Linked DNA regions of Homo sapiens: region 1 is linked to region 2. Evidence: chromatin loops called from intact Hi-C (ENCODE). Cell type or tissue: endothelial cell of umbilical vein. All regions are shown on one strand. Each heading gives the region's core, and the rest is flanking DNA. Links, peaks and the distances in the headings are about the cores only. Region 1 overlaps INKILN (inflammatory MKL1 (MRTFA) interacting lncRNA). Region 2 has its middle 36 kb from the start of CXCL8.

The links. Peaks named below come from ENCODE experiments on the same cell type or tissue, not always from the same donor. Only the 100,000 strongest peaks of a DNase experiment are listed, where the experiment ranks them.
Region 1: it touches region 2 in a loop (7-fold over the local background); 1 of 110 quality-filtered maps calls a loop at or near these places.

What each region holds. Positions count from the first base shown.
Region 1 is chr4:73,702,334-73,707,724 of GRCh38, reverse strand. It overlaps INKILN (inflammatory MKL1 (MRTFA) interacting lncRNA), which reads left to right. Exons shown (of 3, transcript NR_185098.1): 2 at 1,150-1,388. Among named protein-coding and RNA genes, the nearest start is that of UMLILO, 5.3 kb to the left of the region's middle. In endothelial cell of umbilical vein, for the core only: no CTCF peak of the experiment used is centred there; DNase peaks (open chromatin) are centred at 2,444 and 2,944; H3K27ac peaks cover 4,041 bases.
Region 2 is chr4:73,773,948-73,779,338 of GRCh38, reverse strand. No RefSeq gene overlaps it. Among named protein-coding and RNA genes, the nearest start is that of CXCL8, 36 kb to the right of the region's middle. In endothelial cell of umbilical vein, for the core only: no CTCF peak of the experiment used is centred there; DNase peaks (open chromatin) are centred at 1,548 and 2,778; H3K27ac peaks cover 1,312 bases.

The DNA of each region.
Region 1 (5,391 bases), core at 147-5,146, 72 kb after region 2:
GCTCCTATGAGAATCTAATGCCACAGCTGATCTGACAAAAGGTGGAGCTCAGATGGTAGTGCAAGCAATGGGGAGCAGCTGTAAACACAAATGAACCTTTTCTTGCTCACCCGCCACTCACCTCCTGCTGTGCATCCTGGTTCCTAATAGGTCACACACTGGTCCAGGCCCGGGGACTGGGGACCTGTGCTGTAAAGCATCATGAAATGTGAGCCCTCATGGGATCAATCAAATTAAATAGCTAGCAAACATCTATACTGAGCACCTACTATATGCCACATAGTAGGTACTCAACATAGATGTTTTAATCAGATATTCTACTTAACTCAAATAGGATCCTGATTGTGACTTCTCAAAAGTCTGTAATCTAGACATCTTTATGCATATTATAATCATCACATCAGTGTAATGAGTTAGAGTGTACAAGTTTTCTGCATTTATGTCGTTGGAAACTAAGGTTCTGGACTTACTGTGGCCTTTAGTCTGATTTGCTACTAAGAATATCTGACCAGGAGTATCTATCTCATGTTGTCTCTCCATCTGGATATAAGCTACCCTAGGGCAAGGACTAGGTCTTGTCTGTGGAGGACAGACTACTTAGCATGGCATATGTGGAACACATGGATAACTTTTCTTTGATGGATTACTTTTGTCTAAATTATCAAGTCACTGTTATAGACACAGTTGCTGCCTAGAAGAATTCAGACAATTTGGTTTATATATATAGTGGCATTAGTAATATTTTATTTAAAACCTTCAGAATGCCAGCGTTCTACGCTGTAATCCAGTCAGTAGAATGTTGTGGGTTTTTTTTGTTTGTTGTTTTTTTTTTTGAAAAAAGCTTGAAATCAAAGGCAAAAAAGGTCTGAGGGGTTATTTTACCAGGGTTAAGGCAAGGCCTTTCTACAGAGAAGCTGCCTTCCAGTGGCCACATTGCTGGAGTCTCTTCAGTGCTCCCCTCAACTCCTTTATTTTCTATTTCATGAGGTAATTAATTTTTTACAAAAAATATTTACAGAAAACTCTGATTTACTATAACTCCTTAGCAAAATATATATATATATATATAATCTAAAATAGTATAAAACAAATTTTCCCAACTGGTTTTGGATAACTTTCTTCTTTGGCTTTCTCTCTGGTTTCCTCCAGTTGCTTGTTGCATGCCTTCTAAACAGCCTACCCTGCCAAGTGCCATGATTACTGTGACCACATCTTCAGAACCAGAAAACAGGATACCTGGCCCTAAGCATGCACTCATGGAGCAGAAGAGTTTTAAATCTGGAATGCCACAGAAGACAGAAGATAACATGCTTACTACACTTGTAAAGCAACATGCAGCCAGCCATTTCCAGTGCAAATTATCTCATTGCATAGTGTGACAACTAAAGGTCATAACCATAATACAAATCGTGTTTTTCTTGTAATCTATCCTTGGGTTAAATGTGAACTCCAGGAGAGCAAAGACTTTGTGGGTATCCCCAGCACTGACATCTGTGACCAGCATATGATAAACTGTAGTTGTACATAGGAGAGAATCAATAACTATTTGTAGAACTGAATATATTTTATTGCAACCCTTTTCATAATGTTAAGATAATAGACATCATAGTGTAACTAACAGTGCCTTAGAAGTGGATATCAGAGACTTGGCTACCACCAACAAGCAACTGTGAATGAGTAACTTCTCTGAATATCTCTTTGTTCATCAGGAAATTGAGAGAGATGGGGCAGATTTATTTTTTAGGTCCCTTCCACCTGTGAAGTGCTATTTCTCTCCACCTTCACTTATGATCATTCATTCACCAGGGCATGCAGACATTAGTCATTGCTCAGAACTCAGTGTTTCCAGTAGACATGGATTGGGAGCAATAAAAGTGGACCCAGAGCTAATTACTGGGAATTCCTACTTGAATACAGAATGCTATAGCAGTTCAACACATGGAAAAGGATGTCTAGCCCATGAGGAATAAATACTCGATCTTTAATGCTTCATTTCTAGAGCCACAGCTTGTGTTAAAAGAACCACCTTCACCAAGCAGTCCAATGAGAACAAACTCTAGGACAAACATTCTCTGCCAACAGAGCTAACTAGATGGAGAAAAAGAAAATGAATGAAATCTAGGGAAAAAAATGGAGCCACCCAGTTCAAGACAGTGCAGGTGGAGGAGCAGTATGTTTAGACCGCATCGCAGGTAGAATTCAGAGGGACTGTAAGCGATGCCTGGAAACGCTTGTTGACCAACAATGGGCTCCTATAGAACCAAGGGACTATCATTCTCCTATTGCAGAATAATTTTTCTAGATACTTTATTTTATTATAATGAAAGTTCCTTCTAGTATCTTAATGACCTTAGGGAATTGGTATTCATATCCTGTTAGTTGAGAGAAGAGAGTTTTTCCAGTGGGAACGTGAATAAATTTAAATGAGTCACCCCTCAAGTACCAAGCACCACTGTTCCCAGGTTTAAATGACAATTACTATTCCTTCAGTGAACCATGGCCACTCTGAGATTGGGTGTGGGGAGGAGAAAGGAATGGAATGCCAGTGAAACCATCTTCTATTGTCATCCTCCTCTGGGGCCTCACTCAGTTGTAGTCTTGCATCTGAGACCTTGGCCTCTTTGTGAAATAAACATTTCTTGGCCCTGTCTTGCAGGAAAATTGGAAGCCTGACCCTAAAATAAGCTAATATCATCCATAGACCAGACCAAAAGAAAAGCAGGGAGAATTTGGCACAAAGCAGCTCTCTTCAAGAAATTATTTTCCATGTCATATTTGCATAAATTAGTCATGGGCCCGCCAATTCAATGAAAGAGGAAAAGAGCACTCATGACCCTAGTGTGCTGGCATCCTGTTGTCCTTTATAGCTAAGGTCAGACTGTTTCTCCTTTTGCCTCATGTCGGCTCCTCTTAGTCGACTAAGACTGGCAAATCTGAGGCTACAGATTGTGCTATGAATGAGCAGCTGGAATTGCGCAACATTTTACTTGGCTAATATTTCAGTTTGTTGAGTCAGTGGCCTGACAAGTAGCTACAGCCCATGAAACAGCATTTTCTGACTCAGTGCATGTGCGAAAGAAGTAGTAGCTAAAGGTTCTGTTGGCACAGCCTTCTGACTCCACAGCATTGTTCTAGGATCTAGATTCCTCTCTACTTAACTCGGTTTCATTGCTTCCTATAAATTCTATGTAAATCTCAGACCCTCAGTAACATATCCCAAGACACATGATGAGCAACACTTGGTATTCAGTTTTCTCCAGCGCTGTGAAAGAGTCCCACCAGGAAACAATAAGGCCTTTTAGCCTATTAATTCATGAGCAATTTGATGCCTCTTAGGCGATAAGTGCAAGTTGAGAAATGAATTTCCTGCTGCTAAAATTCCAACGCTTTAGAAACTCTTCAGTGAACAAATAAAAGTTTATTCTTTGCAATAATGATGGAAACAAAGACTTTCATAAAACCAAACAATTGAAATGTCTTGATAAATGCCTGCAGAGTTGGCTAGGTTTCTAAACTATCAAATAATGAGTTTACCTCTTCTTACACTTTTTCAAGAATCCATTGAAGAATCAAGATAGGAAAGAGTATGATTCTTCATTTTTCCTAGCCATGCTCCACTGCTCTATGTTATCATAAAAGGACTTTAATTAAAGTGTTATTCCATTAATTGCCCAAGAAGTCATATTTGAAAGAAATAAATGCTTATATATGTATGCTTACATGTCCCTTCTGGAAGTCTTAACCTTTAAAACTACTCCAGCCCCTTCCCCAAACGTCCTTCCCCAATTCCTTATGCACTTACTGGATTCAAAGCACGACACTATAAAAGCTGTGAGAAGAAAAAAATATAAATTTAAAGAAAACTTTTTTTCAGAAAGATAATTAAATTCAATGTAACAATAATAACTACTCGTTTTCAAAACTCAGCTCTTCAACTATTTCTCCTAGAATTTTTTTCCAAAACTCTTACTTCAAGTCTAACACTCCTTCATCTCAGTTTTCTCTTTCATGATTATGTATTTTAACTCATAGGTATACTCTTTAAGACAGGGGCTATCCCTGAGACCTATCCCACATCCTGAGAAGGGCTTGGCACTCTCCTTGTCAGATAGCCTGTTGCCTCCTCAGCCACACTGTGAGCTCCTTGATAGAAAGAATTGTGCTATCTGTGGCTTTCAGAGCCCTATTCAGATACTTGATGCTTAACATGTGCTTGTAGAGTCGGTAAACTGAATGTATGTGGAGCCTCCAGAACTGTGTTCCCATTGAGGATGACAGGGAACAGATCAATCCTTGTCCTACATGGCCTAAATCTTAGTTTGACAAATATCTGGAAAGAATTACAAAAATATAAGGTAGGAATGACTTGGGAGTCCAGGGTGGTGTCTGAACCCTAGTCACTGCCTTGGGCACACATTTCTCATACTGTTGCAATATCACAGTTGTTGACTTTCAGTTCACTCAGTTGGTCAACTCCCTAAAGTTGGTTAAGGACCCTCATACCCCTCATCCTACTCTTTTCTTCTACCCCAAACCCCCTTTGCTCAGGACTTCCAGTGGTTCCCTCCTTTTAACCTCAGTATTAGCCCTTTATCCCCAACTCTTTGCCTGCCAAATGACATAGGAGCAAAGGATGAGAGGGAGCTGTCCTGGAGGGAAGTAGTACCTGCAAGGTAATCAGACCTTTCATACTACTCAGATCTTGTGGCCATCTCATGTGTGATTATGTTACAAGGATGTTTGTTTTCCTTATGATTTCATGCTATATGAACTCAATCTCAGGAAGAAAAAGAAAGAATTTTCAAGGCTCATCCTGCTACTGATGAGTTTTGTTTTAGAATGTTGCCTCCGAGATGCCTAACGCCATGCAGGAGAGAAAGCTAGGCAGGCAAATTAAAACATGGGCCTCAAAGCTCCCCTGGGAGATGGGAAGTTCAGCTCTCTGTGGCTCCATAGTGAAAAGAGATCAGAAGCAACACCTCTCTGGATCACCAGGACTTCAGAGTTGCTTGCTCATAACCAGACAACTTGTGAAGGCTTCTGCAAAATTTTATGGTGAAGGCTGAAGAGAAAAGAAGTAAAACCCTCTCTAACACTTATACACAGAGCCCTGTGACCCTGACCCTTAGCATATCTTTCACAGGGTTCTCTACTGCAGTCATCTCACCTCTCACCATGGATTTCTCTATTCCAATTTTTTAATTGTAAGATATGTCACATTCACAAAAAAAAGTGAAAAGAACACATATCTGGCTGGGTGCAATGGCTCACACCTGTAATCCCAGCACTTTGGGAGGCCGAGGCAGGTGGATCATCTGAGGTCAGGAGTTCAAGACCAGCCTGGCCAACATGGTGAAACCCCATCTCTATTAACAATACAAAAATTAACCG
Region 2 (5,391 bases), core at 118-5,117:
ATAAGAAGTGTTATTCTACTACTTCTACGTTTAAATGCATCAAGCACTTCTAAATATGTAGAAAGACTGGAAATTTCATATAACTTTTCTGCTATGTTAAAATTGCACATATATAATAATGGTTATAATCTGAGGTATCTTCTAAATATGACCATTTTGGCCTTGAACCATTCTCTCCTCCCTTCCTTCTCTCTGCCTTCAATCCAGTGGACCAGTACAGTATGTGTAATGTTAGAGATGTCTGAACAAATCTGTATTCAAAAGTCATTTACAGAAGACAAGCTTTCCTGTGAATTTCAACACAGTATATAAAATGTGCTAATTTGGCTGGGCACAGTGGTTCACACCTGTAATCCCACCATTTTGGGAGGGTGAGGTGGGTGGGTCACCTGAGGTCAGGAGTTAGAGACCAGCCTGACCAACATGGTGAAACCCTGTCTCTACTAAATACAAAAAAAAAAAAAAAAAAAAATCAAATTAGTTGGGCGTGGTGGCAGGTGCCTGTAATCCCAATTACTTGGGAGGCTGAGACGTGAGAATCCCTTGAACCCAGAAGGCAAAGGTTGTAGTGAGCCGAGATTGAGCCATTGCACTCCAGCCTGGGCGACAGAGAGAGATTCTGTCTCAAAAAAAAAAAAAAAAAAAGTGCTAATTTCACTAAGTTTAGTACTTTTTAAATGTATTCCATAGGTTTTGATAAATTGCATTTCCATTTTCATGTGTTTCAAAAAAACTTTAGTTTCCTTCTCAATTTCTTAACTCACTTTGTCAGTTTCTTTTAAAATTATCTATACAGGTTCATGACCCAGTAATATCAATTCTAGGTATTTAATCCAAGATAAATAAAAGCATATATGTCCAAAAAAGTATTGGACATAAATATTCATAGCAACTTCAGTAACAAAATAAAAAACTAAGGACAATGAAAGTAGGAAAGATTGTGGTATAACCCCATAGTATGAAATACTACTCAGAGACTAAAAGGAATGAGCTCCTGCAAAAACATGAATAAATTTCACAAATATTATGCTGAGTGAAAGTCAGACAATGAGAGTGCCTAGTGCATTATTCTATTTCTATAAAATTCTATAGTGATAAAATTGGATCAGTGGTTATCTGGGACTGGTAGGGGGCAGAGTGACCGACTAAAAATGGGCAAGAGGGAACTTTGGGAGCATAATGTAAATATTCTATATCTTGGTTGTGGCAGTGGCTACATGAGTTGATATCTTTATCAAAACTCATCAAACATGACACTTCAAAAGGATATGTTTTTACTTTGTAGAAGGTATACTTGGATCTTTTTTATATCCTTATTCAGATAGAATACCAGTATAGCAGCTCCTAGGATTTGTCACAAATGGAAAATGACATGTCATCTTCATTTCAAAATTACAGTTCTTAAATCTGGGGAGGAAAGCCAACACCCTTTTGGACCATGAATACTGCCCAGAGTCCATCAGCTACTCCGTTTGGAATTTCAGCAGTTTCACAGACACAGACTCCTGCAGGCAATGCTGCAGCATCCTGAGTTGATTCATTCACTCAGTGAGCCATAAAATATGAGACAATTTCTCACACTTTGCTTCATCATTTGCTGTTTTTCAGGCCAAGATGACAACGAGCCCAGCTGAAGCTGACATCCCAGCAAATTGCATGACAAATTGCAAAGACGACTAACCCACAACCTACTCTTCTGGAAAATACAATTTAAATAAAATAATTTTAAGTGATTTTCACCTGTTTTCAAAGTACATGATACAGTTTATAAGTATTAAATTTAAAAAAAGACTAAAATGTACTTAGTGACTTTTCATCATTATTGAAATAAAATTTTATCAATTTAAAATATAGAGAAATGAAAATATGTTAATTATTTTATGGCTTTTTCCCCTTAATCTTAAAATACGATTCAGAGGTAAAGTTGTATTTGTTTTGGCTCAACATGCATTATTTACTTCAAATTAAGTATATCAAAAAGCAAAAGTGCATGCTTTTAATATTTCTCTAGTAACTTAAAGCAGATTATCAAAATTACTGTATTTATAATCTTTTGTTTATTTTACAATGATTTATGAGATTAATTAACTTAAAATCAACTGTATCCACCTTCTGGAGGCTTTATGTAAAACAAATTAAATAGACATTTTAGGCATTGAACCATAATTTTCAGTAAGCATTTCTTTGGTTTACTAATGTTTCAAATAATACAGATTATACTTTTTTTAACCTCTGAAAAAGATCATACATTTTTGTGTTTAATAAAACTGCCATGGTAAGTGCTAAGGAACATTTATTCAGTGACAGTAAAGGTATTGAAGATAAGTATGTAAGATAGGATCCATCATCTTTATATATGGAGACAAAGCTTTTGCTTCTCCACCCAAAAGTGCACACTTTGACACAATTATACCTTCAAAAAATATCCATTTTATAAAATATAAATGTATTAGGTAAGCCAAAAATAATAAATTAACATGCAGTGTACCATCAGTAAGCAATAGGTAGCTGGCTTTCTTTGGCTTATAAACATTGAGATAGCCACACAAAGTAAGTTTAAGAACAATTTTGAGACCAAGGAAAAGCAGTGCATTAAGTATTAAGCATTTATCCAGGGACAGCAACATGCATGTTTTCAGAATGTTTCTACTCAGCTCCAAAGACACCTGCACCCTGTGGTAAGCAGGACTGGGATCATTGCAAGGCCCACATTGCGGACACCATGAAGGATCACAGACTCAGTGACCTTTTTGGCACTTCTCCAAAAGCTGTGTCAACATCAAAATGTTTTGGCTTTTCCCTTCATCTCTGCCAGAGAAAATAATAACTTCCTTTTAGAACATCTAGTTCAGAATGTAGGTTAATGGAATGCTTTATCTAAACCAGCCAAATTTTCTTTTTTCAGAATGAAACCGCAGAAGTGAATATGGTTTGGAGTTACTAATCTTCATAACAAGGAAGAAGGAAGTTTGGCAAATAAAAGTTCAAAGGGATTTTTGATGAAGAAATGATTTAAATCCCCTTATTTTCCCCTGCCAAAAAAAAAATTCCACACATATTACCCTTTTAGACCTCAATTATAAAGCATTTTATTCAAAAAAGTAAAATATATGTGCATATAACCATTACCTATCTACCCACCTCTGAGATTAGCTCTATTAATATTTGATTATAATTGATTCCAATCTTTTTTAATTAAAAAATACATAGACTCTAAAGTCCCATTCGCCAGTTTTCTCTCTTCACTATTCAAATCCTGTGATGATAGTATCATTCTCTTTAGTGTTCTGAACTTTTACCATAGATTCATGTTTCTCTATATAGTATTTAGTGCTTAACATCTACGTGAATGACATTGTACTGGATGTAGCATTTTGTATTCTTTTTTACTCAGAAGTATGTTTAAAGGTTTACCCTTGTTTAACCAGTTAGATTGAGTAGTTTCATTTTAACTCTATCATTGCACTGTTTATGAATTTTACTCCTGAGGTTCAATAGTTTTTGCTATTACCAACACTGCTTCACAAGCATCCTTATAGCAATTTCTTATGTACATGGTTGAAGATTTCTCTAGTGCAGACGCAGAAGGGATAATGCTGGGGTAAGTTCTGCATATCTTCAGCTTTCACTAGATATTGCCAATTTCCAAAGTTATGTGCATTTATATTTACCCCAGCCATGTCTGAATTTCCATTTTCCCATATCCTCACCAAAATTCAGTGTTACCAGATTTACCAGTTGTTGACCATCTGATGGATATGCAATGCTATCTCATAGTGGTTTAAGTTTGATTTTTTTTGATAACTAATGAAACTAAGTATCTATTAAGTTTCTGTGAATTGCCTATTCATATTCTTGTCCATTTTTCTATTGGAGTCTGGGATTCTTTAACTGATGAGTAGCGGTCATATTTTAGATACCTGTATATTCCAAATACTTATATATTCTAAATACCTACTGCAGATGAATGAAATTTTCACTGTGTTAAGATGAATGTTAGACTGTTTAGATGACACTTTGAATTCCACTGAATCTCAATAGAAATGTTTTACAATTTATTTTACATCTATCCGGAGTGTCAAGCCTTACTGCTCAATATTATATACATGTTCTCTTATTTCAATATACTTTCATGTATCTTTTTACTTATTTATCTCATAGAAAGGCAAGGTAGAATAATGTTTGACAGGAAAAATCAGACTTTGTACCAGACTGACACTTTCTAGGTTTGAATCCCAGCTCTGTAGCTTCCTAGCCATATAATAATGAGTACATTATATAAGTTCTCTTCACTTCAGCATGTTTATCTAACATAAAAAATAATAGTAATTACCTCATAGAGTTACAATAAAGGTAGAACACTTAGAACAATGCCTGGCACAGAATAAGCACCCAGTGTTAGCTATGATGATTAGTCTATAAAATTGCAATGTAATTTAGAACTTTTAAAAATTGTAGTTTTAATACAAATTATATTTAATAAAGGTATTAAAAGTAAATGCCAATAGCCTCAAAGTATTTTCTCTAAAATATTTGTTAATTATTGTTTTGATTTGAACATGTGACCACAAATTCTTTAAGGTGGAACTTAATTTCCAGCCCCTTGAGTGTGGAATACACTTAGTGACTCCTTTCTAACACATAGAGTATAGAAAGCCAATATAGTAACATTACAAAGAAGAAACTTGCCTGACAGCACTTTAACCACATGATCAATGTTAACATCACCAGTTAAAATGTAATGTTTTTATCATGTGCAATGAGAAGGGTGTGGGTGGCAAGCCACCCAGGCACCGAGGCAAGAGACCGAGGACGCGAGCTGTTCCAGTATAATAAAATATAAAACAAGAATAGTTATACCAGATATAGATCTTAGATATATGAATATCATTAATCATTAGTTTGTAGCAATTACTTTTTATTCCAATATTATAATAATCCTCACTCTATAATCATAACCTAGGAAAAGCCAGGCCATATAGAGATAGGAGCTGAGGAGACATAGTGAGAAGTGACCAGAAGACAAGAGTGCAAGCCTTCTGTTATGCCCAGACAGGGCCACCAGAAGGGCTCCTTTGTCTAGACATGACGCCAGTGTCTGGGAAGACGCCCGTTGCCAGGCAGACCATGGTCTAGCGGTAGCAAAGAGTGTCAAGGAACAACACCCGCTACTTAGCAGACCGGGAAAGGGAGTCTCCGTTTCCCTGGGGGAGTTTAGAGAAGACTCTGCTCCTCCACCTCTTGTGGAGGGCCTGACATCAGTCAGGCCTGCCCACGGTTATCCGGGGACCTAACTATCTCCCTGTGATGCTGTGCTTCAGTGGTCACGCTCCTAGTCCGCCTTCATGTTCCATCCTGTACACCTGGCTCTGCCTTCTAGATAGCAGGAGT